3 separate regions of the Homo sapiens genome follow, and all the other regions are linked to region 1. The links are chromatin loops, found by intact Hi-C in ENCODE. Cell type or tissue: PC-9. All regions are shown on one strand. Region 1 has its middle 19 kb from the start of CNGA2. Region 2 has its middle 9.3 kb from the start of CETN2. Region 3 holds the start of GABRQ (gamma-aminobutyric acid type A receptor subunit theta).

Evidence for each region. Peaks named below come from ENCODE experiments on the same cell type or tissue, not always from the same donor. Only the 100,000 strongest peaks of a DNase experiment are listed, where the experiment ranks them.
Region 2: it touches region 1 in a loop (10-fold over the local background); 28 of 110 quality-filtered maps call a loop at or near these places.
Region 3: it touches region 1 in a loop (14-fold over the local background); 86 of 110 quality-filtered maps call a loop at or near these places.

The regions. Positions count from the first base shown.
Region 1 is chrX:151,751,774-151,755,773 of GRCh38, reverse strand. No RefSeq gene overlaps it. Among named protein-coding and RNA genes, the nearest start is that of CNGA2, 19 kb to the right of the region's middle. In PC-9, CTCF peaks have their summits at 2,009 and 2,209; DNase peaks (open chromatin) are centred at 1,543 and 2,213; H3K4me3 peaks cover 1,167 bases; H3K27ac peaks cover 1,665 bases.
Region 2 is chrX:152,819,431-152,823,430 of GRCh38, reverse strand. No RefSeq gene overlaps it. Among named protein-coding and RNA genes, the nearest start is that of CETN2, 9.3 kb to the left of the region's middle. RefSeq lists an enhancer at 3,038-4,000. In PC-9, CTCF peaks have their summits at 1,877 and 2,076; a DNase peak (open chromatin) is centred at 2,090.
Region 3 is chrX:152,634,379-152,638,378 of GRCh38, reverse strand. GABRQ (gamma-aminobutyric acid type A receptor subunit theta) reads right to left here and starts at 484. Exons shown (of 9, transcript NM_018558.4): 1 at 28-484. The coding sequence starts at 176. MAGEA3-DT (MAGEA3 divergent transcript) reads left to right here. Exons shown (of 5, transcript XR_938525.3): 4 at 2,392-2,497. In PC-9, CTCF peaks have their summits at 2,056 and 2,256 (motif pointing right); a DNase peak (open chromatin) is centred at 2,288.

The DNA of each region.
Region 1 (4,000 bases):
CTGTCATCACTCTGCCGCCATAAGTTGCCAGGATAGGGTCCCAGATATCTCCCTCACTCTCTTCTTTTCTTCTTCTCTTCCTCCCTTATTTCCTCCCCTCCTTTCTTCTTTCCTCTTTCCCTTCTTCTTGCCTTCCTTCTCTCCCTCTCTCCTTCCTTTCTTATTCCTTTCTCCATTCAGAGCTGGCCACAGCCTTACCTCACCTCCACGCCCCTCAATCCCACAATGGGGGAGGCGGAGGTCTCGGCCCAGCCCTAGGTCTAGGTTGAATCCCCAGAGCGGAAGCCAGGTAGAACCCAGGAGTGTGTATGGCAGTAATCTCAAAGCTGGCCACTCAGTACAGTCACCACCCCTTTGAGTAGCAGAGAAAAGCTGCTTCCAACTCCAAGCTGTGGCTTTGTAGGGCCAGTAATTCAAAGTACTAGTGATTTACTAGTGGCCCTGATCTAGTGATGGTCACTGGTTATGAAAACTACTCTTAAAATAATGGGCAGATATTAACCACTAAATAAGATTTTCATGCCATTCGAAAACGATTCAATACATGACAAGATTTGAAAATAGAAAAATCAAGTTTTAGCCAGCTCCATCTCAAAATCCTCAAATGTCACCAATCAGGACTTACTCCATCTGGCTATGATGTTATCTCCGCAATTGGGTAAACAACCCACCAGAAACCTGGGTTTCCGGCCCACAGTGGCTCAGTCTGGGGATGCTATCACTTTGAGGTTCAGGAGCAACTTTGGGTTGGCATGACCACAGCAGCCGGTGTTTTGAACCGCACACTCCACTCCTTTCTGCACACAGTACCTGAAACTGTTCCATAACAGGTACAGTTAGCTCTCGGCACGTTTACGCACAGTCACTGCCTCGCCTGCCTTGTCTTTGAGCCAAGGAAAACTGTTTTCTGTTCCACATGGTCAGAGCAGAAAAGGAAGAACAAGACCGTGCCTGTAAAATGAGATGCTGGCAGAGTTCCTGTTTCTCAGATTCTTTACTCCCCCACCTAGCCCTCAGTCCACATCTGCACAAAACTGGTCTATTCTCTGAAACGTCTGCTATGCTATGGACACACCGGACACAACATTGTTTCCTAAAGGGCTGTATTTTTATTTCATAGGCATAATAGAAAACAGCAAGCACCTGAAAAAAATCAAGAAATACACTGGTTTTCCCATTCTTTTAAAAATATTTGTTGGCATCTACTCTGGGTCAGGCACTGGACAGAGACAATGCAATCAAGCAACAAGAGGTGACTTGATTGAATGGGGCTGGGGAGATCTCTAGAGACCCCCCAGATCAGGGTGGCTTTAGAAAAGAAGTCTGTTTCACCTTGAAACCTGAGGGACCCAGTGCTTACAAAAGAGAGAGAAAAGGGGAGAGACATGAGCTAAGGCTTCCGGGCCTGGCCTGAGGAAGCAATGCTCCTGGGCCACTGGTAGTACACCCAAATTGTTGCACTGGTTTTGAGGCGGGGCTTCAACTCAGCCTCTCTAAGCACATTGCATATCCAAGTGCTCAGCAATTAAATCGATCCACAGAGGTGACTCACAGGCAGCCAGCCAGCACAGTCACGGAGCCCTGTCTGCATTACCAATTTGCCTGCTCAAGTTGCTGCCTTGTTAATGTTATTTACCAAGCCCGATGCCCTGAATACCTGTCCCTAGCCCCTGCTGGAGCCCTCCAGCCATTGTCCCTGTTCGCCTGTCACATCTTGTCACTACCTCCCTGAATTCAACAGGTTTGGGCAGCCTGTCTGCAGACCTGCCTCCTCACTCTTGTATCTCCAGGAGCCAGGAAGGTGGCCTAGCAGTCCCAGCCTTACCCTCTCTCAGAACAGGTCCCAGAGGTGAATGGCCTACAGCTCAACCCTCCTCCCTTTCTTTGGGCAAGAGATGGAATGGGTTGCCGACAAAAACCCTGCAGGGTGGCACCGTGTAGTTGGCAAATGTGGCCATTGAGAGGAGAGGGTGAGGGCAAAGGCTCCAAGGGGGATGTGGAGATGAGGAGATCTGAGGCAGGCGCTGAAGAGCTTCCTCCTGCCATGCCCTGTGCCTGCAGCTGCCCTGCTCAAATTCTTTCTTCGCCAGAGGGTCTTGGGGCGCTCCCACTCCTGGAGTACAGGTCGTGCAAAAAAGCTCCCGCTACGTGGAGATTGAGCAAGGGCTTGGCAAGCCCAACGGTGCGCTCGAATCGCGGTGCAAGAGCGTCCCCACCATTCTTTACGGCCGGAGGTGGAACAGCAGCAGGGCGAGCTGTCTGGAGCCCGAGGCAGCCTTAGCTTGGTCAGCCAGGCGCTGTCCAGACCTGGCCCAGGCTGCTGCCCCACCCAGGCCTCTTGCCCAGCCCACTTCAGTCGGCCTTCCAAGACTCGGATCCCGAAAGCTGTGCCCCCTCCAGCACCAGGCAAACAAGCTATATCTTGGTGGAGCAGATTCCACCTTCACAGAGCCAGAGTGCAACAGAATGCCAGAACAGAAGGGTCTCCAGAGACCTTACCCGTTATATAGATAACAAAACAGAGGCTACGGGTTCAAGGAAGTGCCTTGTCCACAGGCAACCCTGGGAACTCCTGATTATTATCTCACCACTGTTCCCATCCAGCTTCAGTCCTGAGCCCCTGTGACCATCCACCTTGCCTTTCTAGACCAACAAAGAGAGTGGGTCTATGCCCCAGGGACTCAGACCCTCAAGAGCCAGAGACCCACGCCTACGGTTCCCTAGGATGCCTACACCTCCAGCTGGCCTCTGATTCCACCACTCCAGGAAGAAGTTGGAGGCACTTGGATATGGCACAAACCCAGGTTATGAAACCCAGTTGGCACTTAAATGACCTAACAACAAATTGCCCAATTTAATTTGCTTACCCGATTCAATAAAGGAGAAACAAGAAACCCAATCTAATTAAAAACATTGATCCGTAGAAACTGGCAACTCCAAAGTCCTGGCTGGAAGTTTGAGCTTAGACAAACTTGAATGATGCAAGTGTACAAGCTGAGGTAAGACGAATCTATCCTCTGACTCCCCAGGAGGGCTGCAAACGGCCTGCGAACTTCCTTTCTTAAAATAAGTGGGAAACTGAACCCAAAAGGGAAAGAAATTTGTTCAGTTCACCACTGAGATCACTTTAACTCCAGGATCTGTAGAGCCCAGGAGAGAGTTAGGTTCATGCTCCACTGAACCCCCTCCTGGCCACAGACTGAGGCCATTGGTCTTGCTCTTCAACACTCTTGCTCACTTGGCTTGTGGGACCTGGCATCTCATCCTGCTTGCCCATCGAGCTCCTCTGCATCTTTCAAGACCCTGGGCAAATATCACGTTCCAGGGACAAATCTGTCCAAAGAAGACAAGACAGAAGCTTGCTGAGGCCCCCTTAGCACTGCCCAGTTTGAGTCATGTGAATATGCAGTTAGGCTGGCAGTGCTGGGAAAGAGCAGGGTCTTCCTCAAGCCTAGGGAAGCCAAGGAAAGAGGCTCTATTGGATACTGTCCTCTTCCCCAGCTACCCTACTGTGCTATGTTCCAGATTTCCAGGAATAGAATAGTCCAAGTCCCCAGAAAATGGGAGTGGAACAGGACCAAGCTTAGGTTACAGGGCTCCCAGGCCAGTGTTCCTACGGGCCCTCTCTAAGCGTGGCCTTGGTCCCAGCCACAGCATTGAGTCCCTTTTGGACCTGGGCTTAGCAAACATTTTATCTAGAAAGGCATCTTCATCACCCTCCCCGTCAGGCTAACTGTAACTGGCTTGGTTTCAGGTCCTAAATCAGGGCTAGATTGTCCTTCCAGGGAAATGTCTGCCTCAGAGAGAAGCAAAATCACTTAGTTCTTGGCAGCTCAGTCTCTGCCAGGGGGAAGTTGACCTGCCACTGAACCCACAGCCAGTATGGCACACCACTCCTCCTGCTGGGGCCAGCTGGTACCCCATGCCTGCCTACCCCAGCTCCCTGTTCAACTGGGGAGCTCTACCTCAGCAGAGCTCCCTGGGGACCAAGTCCACACCC
Region 2 (4,000 bases), 1.1 Mb before region 1:
GCAGAGGTCAGTTGATATGGGGTTGGACTAGAGAGATCTGGCGGGATGGTGGAGAGGGCTAGGGAATGCAGGCCAGTTCCCTGAGGATGGACCAGAGAGCCGGAGGGGAGGAAGGGTAGGGGGACGGAGAGGGAGAATAGTCAGTTTGTGTTTGGTCTTGTGGGCCTCCTTAATAACTTAGGGTTGTGCTAAATTTCCTTGAAAAACCTGTCCAGCAGATTCGTCTTTTCTTTGCTTCCAAGTGTTAGAACTACTGTGAACAGCAGAATTTGTTGGTAGACATGCTCAAGCCTGATATAACGAAATGATTTAAGAAAGGAGGTGGTTCAGTTTCTGTCTCTGTAAGACATGGAACAGCTGCTGGGACTGAGATTTTTTTAAGTTCTATGATGACCGGGAAGAGAAGAAAGAACACATTTTTTACCACTTTTCTTGTTTAACCACCTCTTTAGGAAGCCTAGGAGTTAGACTGTGAGGTTAGACCCAGGTGTCTCAGGGACCACGTGGCTCCCTACCATCCACTGGGGGAAATTTCCTTAAAGTTCAATCTGGCTTTTGAGAATGCTGACCTTTCAAATGCAACCTCAAGTGCCAGGATGTCTGACTGTCATTGGGCCAACCTCAAAACTTGATCTTAGAGCAGCTCTTCCCTTGAGGGACTCCTGCTGTCAAGGATAACTGTATTCCAGGGCTGCTCAACTTTATTTTATGTTTTTGTCACACCTTTGAATACTAGAATTTTGACAATATGCTAGAAGGAAGTAATACACTCAAAACAACAGTTTAACGAGAATTGCAACTTAGTCACTACTCTAGGCCAGTAGGCAGCCCACTATACACTTAGTCACCCTTCAGTTGGACTGGACCGGCTTGCTGTCCAGATGGTGTCAAGTTCCTGCACAGTGCAGAAGCTACCCCTTTTTGAGCTAGCTCCTCCATCACCATTAGTGAGAAGTATCTTACAGCAGGTTGCTCCTTTCTCCACTCCATGTCTCATGACCTGCTTAGTTCATCGTCCTACATGCTGGAAGCCGCTGGAATGGCCACATCTTCAGTTGTAGCAAAAATAGTGCCTCTGCATCAGCTGCAGCTGTGAAGCTGAGACATCATCCTTGTGTGCCATGCTCGGACATATCGGACCCATTTGCTGACCCAAATCTCTGTCAGTAGCCCTCCAAATTCTTATGTGGGTTTGTGGACCCATTTCAAAGAACATCGCCATCAGCACTTGCTGTATCTGGAGCTAAAGTTACCCTCATTTCTAGCTTTTCCCTGCAGCCTCCCAGTCATCTGGTCTTCCAAGCCTCTCCTTAACCACCACCGTTTGCCTTTATCTTTCTGATGCAGTGGTTTAGAGGATTGATGTCATTTTCATTTTCTTTTTTGTCTTTGCCTTATATGTCACCCAGACTTTCCCTACAGTATTCACACTCATCCACCCCTTTCTTTTTCATTTCTGAAGCCACCACCTCAACTCAAATTCAGATTGCTGAAATGTCCTCCTAGCTGATTTCCCTGTCCTGTCTTTTCCCAAGACAATCTGCAGTACTGTCTTTGTCATGCCATTATTTTGCTCAGGGAAGAGACCTAGCCTTTTGATTCAGCCGCCCCTGGTTAAAATCCCAACTCTTCAACCCAGCAGCTGTGGTTTTGGGGGAAAGGATTCAACCCCCTCAAGCCTCAGTTTGCTCATCTAGAAAACAAAGGTGCAGAGAGGTCAAAGACAGCAAACAAAGGCTAGCGTAGAGCCTGATGCCTCTTTGCCACAGATGATGGCTGCTCATTAATTAGCCTGTTTTTCTTTTTCCCTCTGACTTGGACACCGTGTCCTTAATACATGTCTATGTGTGTTTCCCTTCATATAAAGTTAGTTGCTATATATATATGTACTCATGTCTCTGTCATTGTCCCTACTGAAATATTGTCCCCCCATCTTATCCCAAATCTGTGTTCTTCTCCTTGTGAAACTCCTCCTCAGAGCTCCCTCCTTCCAGAAAACTTGTTTTCAAATAGAGGACTGCGTCCCAGCTGGAATTCTGGAAGACAGCAGTCTTGCAGATATGTCCCTTGCCACTAGGTGGGGTGCCAGGACAGAGAGGTTCTGAGGCAGTGCCACTAAATTACCTTGAATTCAGCAGTGGTTTAAGCTGGATCTTCCTAGTGCCCCAAGAGGGCTGTGGTCTCATTTAGCCTTGGAGGGCTGTGGTCTCATCTAGCCTTGGGGTGTGATGGAGATAATGCCACAGTGGGGAGAATCCTGGTGGGGCTGTGGACCCCTTGGAAAAAGTCACCAGGTGTGGGCACTGATGGAATGACAGGTCATTTGAATGGATACCCTATTAAGTCTAGCTATAAGTGAACAAAATGATACATTTGCATTTTTGAGTGTGAGCGATCAAGATTGCTTACCTGCTACATGGGCTCATTGAGACTCCCTAACTACTTTGAACACTTCTCAACAGAAGAGAGCAGGGTGCCTTTGATGTCATCATAGCCGGGCTTTGTGCCTGGTACAATGCTCCATCCATCCATCATCAGGTTTATTAACTTACTAAGTTTGTTGATCCTATAGCAAGGATTTATTAACTCATTAAAAATGTCTAGCATTCTGTGGCTCTTTTTCTTCCTGACCATTATCCCTTGTTATGAGTTGAATTGTGACCTCTAAAATTCATATGTTGGTGTCTTAACTGCTAGGACGTCAGAAGGTGAACTTATTTGGGGGTAGGGTATTTGTGGAGGTAATCAAGTTAGAGTGAGTTTACAACAGTAGGCCTTAATCCAATACAACCAGTATTTCCTTATATCAAATAAATATATAAATAAATACTGGAAATATATACATATATGAATACTGGGAATATACATATATAAATAAACACTAGGAATATATAAATATTTCCAGTATTATAGTGCAAAATATATATATATTTACAGTATTTATTTCCTTATAAAAGGAGAAATTTGGACAGAGACACAGACACGTGTAGAGGGAAGATGATGTGAAGGGACACAGGGCAAAGACAGTCATCTTCATGCCAAGGAGAGAGGCCTGGAACACATCCTTTCTTCACAGCCCTCAGAAGGAGCTCACCCTGCTGACATCTTGATCTTTGACTTCCAGCCTCCAGAACTGCAAGACCATGTAGTTGTGTTGTTTAACTCCTCAGTCCATGGGTACTTTGTTACAGAAGCCACAGGAAGCTCATACATCCTCTCTTTTACTGAAGAACTTTCTCTGTTCCCCTAAGTGTCTCAACCAGAAGTGCACACAGTAATGTTGATGAAACAAAAGCTGAACTTGGAATCTATGCTGCAGAACTCATGACTTCATGGACACTGGATGTGGCCTCTCCTGAGAGATCCATGAGCCCCTGGGTGTGTGCAGCATTGCTACCAGAAAGCTTTCTTCTCAACTTGGAGACTGAACTTGAACATGCACGTGAGTCCATCTCCTTGCGAGATGTTGGATGTGGGGAAATATTTGTGCAATCCCTCATACAAATAGATCCAGAAGGTAAACCAATGATTAAAACTGAGTCAGCAAACCATGGGAACGATGAATAAGCAGAGGCAGGGTGACAGAGCCTCCGGATGTCGTTGGTGGTGGGATTTTCATGTCTAACCTACTATATGTAGTCTAAGAGACATGTTTTCAGGGTGAACGGGGCTATCTGAAAGACAGATGCCAACCTCGTAAGAGGCATCGTGGGGTAGCAGTAAAATGTCTCTAAAGCTGAATTTCTGGGGTTCCACCACTGGCTCTGCTCCTACTAGTGACTAGTGCAAAATGAGTGACCTGTAGCAAGTTACCCAAAGCCCCAGTACCTCGTTTGTTTCATCTGTCAAGAGTGAGGGTGGTATTAATATAATCTACTTCAAGGGCAGTTGTGAGGATTAAATAAGCTACATGACAGTCAATCAATACATATTTGTTGAATGAATACACTAAGAATTTGGCTGCAATCTTCAACTCTAGGGTTAAGGAGTTACATCATTA
Region 3 (4,000 bases), 880 kb before region 1:
GTGCCTAGCCTGGCGGTGCCCGCTTACCAGTTGAAGAGGTTCAGGACGACTTCGGGCACAGCAGAGGAGAACTCGAAGTGGAATTTCGGGATGGGACTGGGGTAGTTGCCCTCCGCGAGCCAGGTCCTGATGAGCAGCAGGATCACTGCGGCTCGCAGCATGCCTCGGATGCCCATGGCCGGGGCGTTCTGGGCGCCTGAGGGCGCGGGAGACGGGGCCGCGAAAAGGAACAGAGGTGGGGTGGGAGAGTGGGTGACTACTGGGGCCGGGGAAGGCGGGATTGCTGGCCCTTCCCCAAAGAGTCGCCTCTAAGGAGAGAGCAGCGAGGGCAAGGGAAGTAGGGGGTGCGGGGGTCGGCCCGGATACCGGAGATGAGAGCCCGGGAGGAGCAACCACCCAGCAGCTCTGCTGGACGCAGCTCCCCCCAGGGCCCGCCCGGCAGCTGCGAGGTGCGCTCCGTCTGCGGCCGCTCCTGGCTGCGACTGGGCACAGATCCCAGCTCGCTGCTGGCTCCGCCCACTCCGACGGCATCGCAGGCCCAGCCAATCGGACAGCTGCCAGGAGCCGCACAAAAAGGCGCGCGCTCCTGCCTCCGCCCGTAGCCTGCGCGCCGCCCGGCCCCCGCCCCTTCAGGCTTCTGCAGTCATCCCCCGGCCATCTCCAGACACAGGCAGGGCGGGGCCGGGCTGGGGGAGGGGGAGGAGGGCTGGCTCCTTGGGGGCTGGGCCAGGAATCCGCCTCAAGGGGCACTGGGTCCTGTCTCTTCTCTGCAAAATGCGAAATGTGTGTTTTTCTTGGAAGAAAGGGCCTGTGCCCGAGAGTTGTATTTGATGGTGAAGGGAGTGTGGTAATTTGACCGCCATGGCTGAATCTGCATTCTGAAAGACTTGGACAATTTTGGGCGTCAGGAGGTACCCAACGGCTGGTGACTCCGTACCCTTGAGCCTCCAGTAACCCCGCGTGCCTTGTCTCTGGATAAGGTCAAGGAGGATCCTAATGGGTTTTGTTACAGGGCTCTGGCCACAGCAGGACTGCTCCTCCCTCAGGATGGACATTGGGCTACAGGAGCCCAAGAGTTGCTTAAGACTTAAATTTCCTAGAGTGCTCTTCACCCCAACTTTGGGTACTCAGGAAAAAGACTCAAGGAACTGGAAGGGCTCACCAACTGGGGTCTCTCTGAGATGTGGTTGTGTCTCATCAGCCAGGGGATGCAGAATGAAGGTTCATGGCTGACACCATAGAAGGGGAAAAAAAGGCCAAGGTCAGTGTTTGGGGTGTTCAAGGGAGTTAGGCACTGGAGACCAGGGTATGCCAATGTTCCTGGGTTCTGACCCCATCATATGGAAAAGCCTGACATCTTGACTAGAGGGCTCTTATTCTTTCCACTACCTCAGACTCTGCCCCTATGGGACAGAAAAATCGTGGAGGATAAGAAATGCCTCCACCCAATTTCCTATGTCCTTCCTATCCCATGACAAAGCAAGTTCAGAAAGCTTAGAAAGTGGCCTCACCAGAGCCCATAGGGCAAATGGGTAATCAACAAACAGAGCTGCCATGTTCACCGGCATGCCACCTCCCACATCACACCATTGAGAAGAGTTGAAATCAAAACGGATTTCAGGTTTACTTTTGGTTACCTAGAACATTCACTGAGAAACACAACATCTCCCCCTTTTTTTCCCCTCAGTATTTGATGAAATGAGTTGAGATTGCTGGTGCCCAGCAAAGCATGACTTACCTGGTAGGCCAAGCAGTTTTGCACAGCTGAGGGTTTAACTCTTTTACCACTCCCCCTTTAAAATCATTTTAGAACCATACTTTTATGAAAAATGTCTCTCATAGTTTCCTGCCTTCTTTTAATGAGCAGAACACCCTCACACCTTTCTTTCCCATCTCCCCTCTTTCCCTGGCCATTGCAGTAAGAAAAAAGGATGATGGGACCCATTTGTCAGGATCACATATGAGAGCAGATTAAACCCACCTCTACTGCTACCAGTCCTGTCCCATCACCTCTGGTCACACAGACGTCCTTGTAGAGAAAATCCTTGTTTGCCAAAAATGTTAGAGCCATTCCGGGGCATTTTGTCCAGCCACCTCGGTTGTAATGTAGGGAAACTGAAGCCCAGAGAAGAAAAAGGGATTGGCCCAAGGTCACACAGTAGCAGAGGCCAAAACTAAAAACCACATTTCCAGGTCTGCTTACTTCGAGAAGAGTGCGTTTTCAGTCTAAGTCAGCTTTGACTGGAAGTTCTAGCAACCACCAGCAGGTGGGAGCAGATTTGTTTGAATGTGGGATGTTCCCAGCACTGAGGAATCAAATTCCACAGGCAATTGGTCTGGTCGCTCATTTGTTAGGGGAAACAAGCCTGAAGCCTGAAATTTTGTTCTTAGGTACCCTTGTGACTATGAAGATTGACAAAAAGTTGACGGCAACGATGAATTCTCTTCCAGAACTTACATCCCAGAAGGCCCTCCCCTACTTCGGGTCTCCCTAGAGGTAATGCTTCATTGAAATTTCTGACTCACAAGAAAAGGATAGCCAAAATACAAGAAATACAAAAATGCCATTATAATTTGTACTTATTGAGCGTTTGCCTAGTTAATTTATTATAATATCCATAAAGATCTAGATTGAATAAGCTTAAACCTGAATATGGGATAATGGTGTAGGACAAAGAACACTCATCTGGAAGTTAGCCCATCTGTGTTCTGACCCAGCTCTGCACACGACAGTGAATATTCCAGTTTGGCTAAAGGGTAGAGTAAGTTTGGAGGTAAGACAACAGGTGAGATAGGTAAGAGGTGAGAGATTAGGCAGAACCTGACTTTGTAAGCAACACACACTCAGTGTACAATAAATTCTTGTGTAATGAATGAGGCAAGAGAAAGAATCTGGGTCCTAATTTTCTAAAATAAAAAATTGTATTTTATTTTAGAGTCAACAGTAATCTTCTGAAGGATTTGTGCAAGGGAATGATACAATCAGAGTGGCACCTTCGCACTGAAGGAAAAACTGGGAGGGAGAGGGACTGGGGGCAAGAAGAGCACACATCTCCTTCTGGTAATGGCCAGCTAGGTAACTTGGACTAGCTGTTCCAGTGAGGACAATGAAACAAACTGGCTGAATGTAGAAAGAAATAATTGTCATAAAGAACTGAGAGATACTGAGGCTAAAATCCGGAAGAAGACAAGAACCCAGGGGGGAAAGCCCAGCACTAGAATCCTCTTTTGTCCTGATGGCTTCTACTGAATCTGGAAGAGAGTTATGAAATTGAGCTGCAGTTTTGGTGGCATCATAAGGAAAAAAGTGAAAGCTCAAGGCCCAAGGAAGTAGCGGATTTGATTAGCATTCTTGTCACTCTCAGCTGAGACCCTGAGTGGCTACCCCTTTGGGTTAATGGTGACCTATAAGTAACCAGCCCTTGTGTGGTCTTGTAAACCTAGATACTCATCATATGGGCAGTCCAAGGAACCTAAAGCCCTGATCTTGGATTAAAGTGGCCTTGGACAAGTAGTATCCTCAGGCATTTGAAAATACCCCAGCAAATGAAAAGACTCTGCTGGAAGGTATTATCATATTGGGCCTAGAATCATTTGTACAATAATTTTTCAAAAATATGTCAGCGTATAGTCAAAGATAACTTGGCATAAAAGGAAACACATAGACCATGACAGCCAGTAGACAACAAAAACAAACTCTCAAAGACTTCACGTATCAGAGTTACGTGACAAAGACTACAATAACTATGGTTCACTTTATTCCAAAAAATTAAAAATAAGTTTGAAAATATCTGTAAGGAACAGAAAATCATAAAGACTAATAGAGCTATTTTGAAAAAAATCAAGGTGAAAAACTAAACTATAACTAGTGTAGTTATACTAAAGACTATAACAATGAAACTTGAGAATTTAATGGATGGGTTTAAGAGAAGGCTAAACACAACTAAAAAGAGAATTATTGAATTGGAAGATAGGTTATAAGAAATTGCCCAGAGTTCTG